Linked DNA regions of Homo sapiens: region 1 is linked to region 2. A link is a contact called in ENCODE Hi-C or POLR2A ChIA-PET data. All regions are on one chromosome and are shown on one strand. Each heading gives the region's core, a stretch centred on a gene start or an enhancer-like site at or near the end of the contact. The rest is flanking DNA. Distances are from core to core; before and after follow the strand shown. Region 1 overlaps NRP1 (neuropilin 1). Region 2 overlaps ITGB1-DT (ITGB1 divergent transcript).

Region 1 (3,416 bases), core at 844-3,343, 250 kb before region 2:
CTAAAGTCCAACTCACATTTGTCATGCGCAGAATTTGAGAACCAGAAATGTTGAGAGGCCACCCAAGTTTACACAGCGGGTGAGTGAATCTCAGGACTGGGATTCAGGTCTCCTGGGGCTCCATCCAGTTCTTGTCCATCGCCCCATGGAATGTCCCCATGTTTTGTCGAAATACACAAGAAAACCTGGGATCACTTCCATAGCATGACAAGGGCAAAGTGAAAGCACCAAAATTCACTTGCTTTTGAAAGTATGACCTTAATTCCTGTCATTTTTTTCTCAATAAATCTTAATCTGAACTGAAACATTTTATCTTTTTAAGAAGGAGAAAATATTAGTATCTGCATGAAACCTTGCTGTTTCATGCAGATACTAATAAACCATGGCTTACAAGAATGTAGCCAAAGCGGTTTTTTCCCCAGGGAAGAGTTTGGAGGTCTCCAGGGTAACTGTTTCTACACTGTGGATATAAAATCCTAAAGGGTCCCCAATATCATGTATGTATATATATATTTTTTCTTTGTGGATAAATGACTCAAATTAGCATAGTCGCTGTCATCTCAGAAGCCACCAGAGTAATTTAGAAACTAAGATTATAAACCATACAGCACATGTCATAATCTCTACCTGGAACTGACCTGGCGAATTGCCACGTTACCAACTTTTGAACCAGAATCAAATAGATAAGCATTTGCAGCTCTCATGGTGAAGGGTGAGCCACGTCCAAGAAGGTTTGAGAGGTATTTCAAATAAGTCAGACCTCTGCAGACCAGGTTTACTGGGCCCATCTAAGAATTCTTCTGCATCTGCAATGCCATGGATCCATGGATAGCCGATATGTGCATGAGGAGGAAAGGATTGATTTGTTTTCTCAACAGGCTGCCAGATGCACTCTGTTGGTATTCAGCCTCCTGACCTGAATCACTAAAACTAGAGACCTGCTAGTTAGTTAACTTTAATCTCTATTGATGTCTAATAAGTCGCCTCTAGTTGCCTGGCACTTTGGGAGAATGTTTAGTTAAGAACAATCTCAACAAAGCACCTTATTTAGAATTGAATCCTTGCATGTCATTGCCGGGGCCCCATCACGTCTGCCTTCAAGCCACTGTGAGAAAATGATGCAGGAAAAGAGTTGTTGAACTGAACACCCCCAGATTTGATCCTGAAATTCAAAAGGATAAAGACTTCTCTGATTCACAAGTGTCTTAAGTGTAGCTATTTGAAGATCATAGCAGCAGGTGGTATTCAGGGACTGAGCTGATGTGCTCATGTTGGTAGAGAAGGCAGTTTTGGGTTTTTTTGGTTGTTGTTTGTTTGTTTGTTTGTTTGTTTTTTGAGGCGGAGTCTGGCTGGCTCTGTCACCCAGGCTGGAGTGCAGTGGTGTGATCTCGGCTCACTGCAACCTCTGCCTCCCGGGTTCAAGCAATTCTCCTGTCTCAGCCTCTTGGGTAGCTGGGATTACAGGTGCCCACGACCACGCCCAGCTAATTTTTCTATTTTTAGTAGAGACTGGGGTTTCCCTATGTTGGCCAGGCTGGTCTCGAACTCCTGACCTCAGGTGATCCGCCCACCTCAGCCTCCCAAAGTGCTGGCATTACAGGCATGAGCCATTGTGCACACCCGGCCAAGAAGGGCAGTTTTTGAATTGTGTAGTGAATACCACCCTATGCTGGTTACCATGAATTGAAATTGGAGTCATTCATACAGGCATAAGGTCAACCTGCACTATATGCATGGATGCTCTTGACCAATTTCAATGACAAATCACCATAATTTGTAAAGTCCTGGTGGTACTGAACAGTCATTAAAATTACACATTATAAATATATGCATTACACACACACACACATCTATTAACATGCAATTTTAGAATGGCGTACTATACTGTGTCTGATACTTCGGGGAAGGTTAGGATGTCAGCATTGATATCAGGTGACTTCCGGCATCATGGCCTGTAATCACAGTTTATCGTGCCCTCACTAACAGCCACACTTTACCGGCCCACCTGTGTCAACACCACTCAGAATGAGTCACTCACCCTTGGTACATGTACGAATTACCTTTCACATTTCGTTTGTCAAAGAGGCATAGGTCACATCTGGCAGAGTTACTGAGTCACTGGTGTAGGAATCTGAAACCCAAACTGCCTCCACTGAATTCTCTCCCTCGCCTTTATAAATGTTCTATTTCACCAATAAAGGGCTGTCAGCCTCAAGATTTAAAGGTTTAAGCTTGAAGGGGCCATAATTATTTCTCTAGGGCTCTGTTGAGATTTCTGCAGCTTACTCATTCATTGTTCCCACATGATTTTATATTTGTCATATTTTTCCCTGCAACAGCAGAAGTCTTTAAATTGCTCCATACAAATGGAAAGCTAAGGTTAACACAATAAATCTGAACTTGACTTTCCATACCCATTTTACTAATATGAAAAGGCTGACTAATACATGATTAGAACAGTGGTTATACTGGCGGGCTTTTATTAGAAAGATGTTCTGTCTTTACCCAGGTTATTTCTTGGGGAAGTTGTTTAAGTGGGATTTTCACTTTACTCCTTTTTCTCTTCTACTCATAGGTCCTGAATGTTCCCAGAACTACACAACACCTAGTGGAGTGATAAAGTCCCCCGGATTCCCTGAAAAATATCCCAACAGCCTTGAATGCACTTATATTGTCTTTGTGCCAAAGATGTCAGAGATTATCCTGGAATTTGAAAGCTTTGACCTGGAGCCTGACTCAAATCCTCCAGGGGGGATGTTCTGTCGCTACGACCGGCTAGAAATCTGGGATGGATTCCCTGATGGTAAGAATGACAGGAAGCACCCCAAAAAGGGAAGGTTCTGGAGGAAGGGCACCAGTATTCTTTTACAAGTCTCATGATACATGAATCATTAAAAAAAACCTCAAAAGGACACTGGAAAACAAAGCAAAACTCTCTATATTCAGAGCAGTGATGAAATATTTGAGCTCAAGAAGACCTTAGTAATTATCTAGTCCAATTCCTTCATTTTATAGATAAGAAGCTGAGGCCATGAAAGATTACAAAAGGTTCTTTTAGCTATTTTTGTGATATAATTGAGACAAACACATAGTTTTTCTCTCTAAACTATTTTGCTCATCCACTGACCTGGCTACTCATCATTAATTCACAGATTGTAAGAGGATGGGCTCTTAGTAATTCCATTACATCAAACCACTCATTTTATAAATGCAGAGACCAAGGACCTGAGAGGTTGAGTACTTAATAAAATTTTAAGGCTAAACTATGCATCCGTTATGCTACAAAACAAAAATTTGGAAAAGGAACGAGAATGTTTGGGCATTCCTAATTTAGACAGGTTCCCTGTACATTCTCTACAGATTTTTCATCTTAGGGAATTTGAGTCACCTCAATACATCATTTATAGTCATTGACC
Region 2 (3,605 bases), core at 481-2,980:
TAGTTTGCTGAGGATAGCAGCTCCCAACTCTATCCATGTCCCTGCAAAGGACATGATCTTGTTCCTTTTCATGGCTGCATATATTCCATGGGGCTATGTGCCACATTTTCTTTATCCAGTCTATCACTGATGGGCATTTAGATTGATTTCATATCTTTGCTATTGTGAATAGTGCTGCAGTGAACATACGCGTGCATGTATCTTTATAACAGAATGGCTTCAGTGAACACACGCGTGCATGTATCTTTATAATAGAATGATTTATATTCCTTTGGGTATATACCCAGTAATGGGATTGCTGGGTCAAATGGTATTTCTGCCTCTAGGTCTTTGAGGAATCACCACACTGTCTTCCACAATGGTTGAAATAATTTACATTCCCACCAATAATGTAAAAGCATTCCTTTTTCTTTCCAATCTTGCCAGCATCTGTTGTTTGTTTGTTTGTTAGTTTTTTGCTTTGTAATAATAGCCACTCTGACTGGCATGAGATGGTATCTTATTGTGGTTTCAATTTGCGTTTCTCTAATGATCAGTGATGTTGAGCTTTTTCTCATATGTTTTTGCCGTATGTATGTCTTCTTTTGAGGAGTGTCTGTTCATGTCCTTTGCCCACTTTTTAATGGGGTTTTTTTTTTCTTGTAAATTTTAAAATCAATCTTCTTTATATGTCAATAGTATTATCATAAAATAGAAGTACTAATATTGCATTTCATGACACTTCTAGGTGCAATTATAAAAGTCATTTCTGGCTGGCTTATAATCCCAGCACTTTGGGAGGTCGAGTCAGGAGGCTAGCTTGAGCCCAAGAGTTTGAGACAAGCCTGGACAACAAAGTGAGACTCCCACCTCTACAAAAAGTACAAAATCAACCAGGTGTGGTGGTGCACACCTGTAGTCCCAGCTACTCAGGAGGCTGAGGCAGGAGGATCACCTGAGCCAAGGAGATAAAGGCTACAGTGAACTGTGATAGAGACACTGTACTCTAGCCTGGGCGACAGAGCAAGACCCTGTCTCAAAGCAGAAAGAAAAAATAAAAGTCACTTGTTACAACTATGCATTTAGATTTTCCTTAAACAATCAATTTATGCCTCTCTCTACTGCTTTTGTTTGATTAATACACACGATCATTCTAAATCAGTAGCATTGCATAACAATCTTGTTAACATCTATTTTCTAGGTATTTAATGGACTGATTTCATCAAGGCCATCCCTCTGAACTCCCTGAGTGTAGACATGATATTTTCATTTTACTACCCTGTGCTCCTGCCCAGCACACCCAAGCCTCAGGGCCCAAGCCAGGCATGGAAGAACAAAAGCATCCAAGGAGGCTTCATGGTGCAATTCCAGATGGAAAATGAATCCATCCTGTGGCCAGAGGAGGAACTACCTAGAAATTCTTCCCGACTCCGGTCATTCACTGACAACTCGTTAAAACACCCTTTCGCATGGCAGTGGTTTTTAATTATTCCTCATGTGCCTGTGAGCTCCAAAACCACAGGAGACCTTCCAGCAGGCTAGGAGGGCAGGAAGCAGTTGGAGCCACTGTGGTTTAAAGGAGTAAACAAGCCAGTTCAGGTATTTGGATGAGTGCAGAGGGCTGTGCCGGAGAATGTCATACATGCCCAAGCACTCGTTTGTGGTTTTCAAAAAGGACAAATGGGTGTGGGCTGAAAGTGTGGCATCGCCACCCAGAAAGAACTGAAATTGCCACCCAGGCTGCATAAGCACACACCCTGATTATCATCTGTTGTCTAGCTGCTCCTCACAATATGAGCTTGTGCTCGTTATCTAGAAATCGATCTGAAAATAAATACAGGCTTAGTGCATCACTCTATCAGTATGATGACCGTGGGGTGCACCAGGAAGGGGACTAGACAAGGAGGAAATACCCAGAGCTCCTGTCCTGGCACTGCCATTCCCAAGAACAAGTCTTGAAAATGCTCTGGGCTTCAGCGTCCTCGTTTGTAAATCAGGAATTACAATACCAGCTCCATCTTCCTTGCAGAATTATGAGCTGATAAAGAAAACCAATCGACAAGTATCTTACTGAGCTCACAGTGCTCCCAAACATGTAGACCCCGATGAGGGCTTGAAAAGGGATAAGAAATGGTATCTGGCCTGGAATATTTCCCAATAGATTTTGGATAAGATGAGACTGAAGCCTGTGTATCAATAGTAAACCATTTGACAAGTATTTGCACAAGCACACAGTTATAGAATATAACCTATAACCCTCATAGGATTACTCAGACAAGGGAGAGTGACATGGAGGGGCAACAGCTGGGCTGGATCCTACAGGATGAAAAGGCTTCATCTGGCAAAGGGAGGGAAGGACAGGACCCCATCTGAAGACTCAAAGGCTGCAATGAGCAACACTTCTTCAATGGGCCAGGGAAATGAAAATGTAAGGGTAGGATGACACTGGATTAAAGTAACAGTGAAATCAGATGGAGGAGGTATTTGGAAAGAAAGGGAAATTGAGTTCTAGGGTATTTTCAAAAAATAGTGACAAGTTTAAGGAAGATGAATCTAATGACAGTGTGTAGTCTGGTCAGAGCTAAGATGGAAACTGATATGGAAAAGCATCTATTGCTCACTCTTAGTAGCAGTAAGAAAAAAACTGGTAAGACTAGATGACTTACTAGATACAAGGGAAAGAGTTGGGTTAAAGTTCATTTAAATTTTTTAGCAGGGGGATTACAAGAACTTCTGCTCATTTGAAAGTCAGCAATACGTTCTTGTTTGCTTTGCTTTATTGGAGGATGGGGCCATTTAAAGCCATTGCTCCACATAGTATTCTGATTGCAATTGACTCATATGAATGACAATAATATTCCCTCACCAAGCACAGCTATTTATTACGTGGTTCTGTAAGTGTGGTTTTCTTCCCATCTTGATTTTGCATCAACTCCTGTTCTGTTTTGCAACAAGTCTTCAGCATTATATCATCTTGTTTTTTTTCAACCTGTGGAGCTCTGAAGCTCGGAAAGTAGAATCATCTCATAGAATCCAACAATCTTTATTTGAATCAATGCGGTTTCTGAAGTTTAGCTACCAGAGCATAGTGGCAAGGCGCAAATCCATTTTTGTCCACTAGGTGACAGACAAGAACTACTTTCTCTGCATCCCGCTGGAAAAATGAGAGCCACAATATGGAAAAACTAAGCACTGTGGCTCATACATTTCTATTTGTCTTCTGAACTTAGAAAAGGAAACACCAATTGGTATGCCCAATATCGCTCTGTAGTCCACTGAAAAATGCCGGAAGGGTTTTCAGACTACTGAGTTGGGGTACGGGTACTTTTGCTTTTTGTGTGGTTTTTTTGGAGTTTTTTGTTGCTTGATTGACGTCTTTGTGTTTTGTCCAGGTGAAAAATAGTGGCAGGAACAGATAATGAAGGTGGTAATGATAGTGTTATAAAGTGAGACTATATTGATTATAATGTATTAATTTTTAATTAATTCATTCATTAATTTTTTGCAGTCAGGGTTAAGGGGAGTGCCGGTGGGAAAGGCAGTGGGAATTGTGCAGGTGGAAGACATGATCAAGGTGAATAGCAATGAGACTGTTCCCAAAGGCCATACAGCCTTTGCCACCCTTT

What was found. A loop is a pair of places that touch in the nucleus more often than their neighbours do. ChIA-PET counts read pairs that join two places held with the same protein, here RNA polymerase II (POLR2A). Pooled maps may share reads with other maps.
Region 1: a loop to region 2 is called in a map of PC-3, with 9 times the contacts of the local background. The contact joins two enhancer-like sites. A Hi-C loop is called at or near these places in 3 of 168 maps with a recorded cell type or tissue (MCF 10A, PC-3 and PC-9) and 8 of 50 pooled maps. POLR2A ChIA-PET finds 5 or more read pairs at or near these places in 1 of 52 experiments (A549).

Annotation. Positions count from the first base shown.
Region 1 is chr10:33,263,033-33,266,448 of GRCh38, reverse strand. It overlaps NRP1 (neuropilin 1), which reads left to right. Exons shown (of 17, transcript NM_003873.7): 4 at 2,576-2,803. Among named protein-coding and RNA genes, the nearest start is that of NRP1, 70 kb to the left of the region's middle. RefSeq lists an enhancer at 1,524-2,723. Within about 2 kb of position 2,093, at least 10 of the 41 ENCODE cell types and tissues checked have a DNase peak (open chromatin) inside an H3K27ac peak, as active enhancers do; they include PC-3 and PC-9, where a contact is called at or near this core.
Region 2 is chr10:33,008,401-33,012,005 of GRCh38, reverse strand. All of the region lies in intron 2 of ITGB1-DT (ITGB1 divergent transcript), which reads right to left. Among named protein-coding and RNA genes, the nearest start is that of ITGB1-DT, 28 kb to the right of the region's middle. Within about 2 kb of position 1,730, at least 10 of the 41 ENCODE cell types and tissues checked have a DNase peak (open chromatin) inside an H3K27ac peak, as active enhancers do; they include PC-3 and PC-9, where a contact is called at or near this core.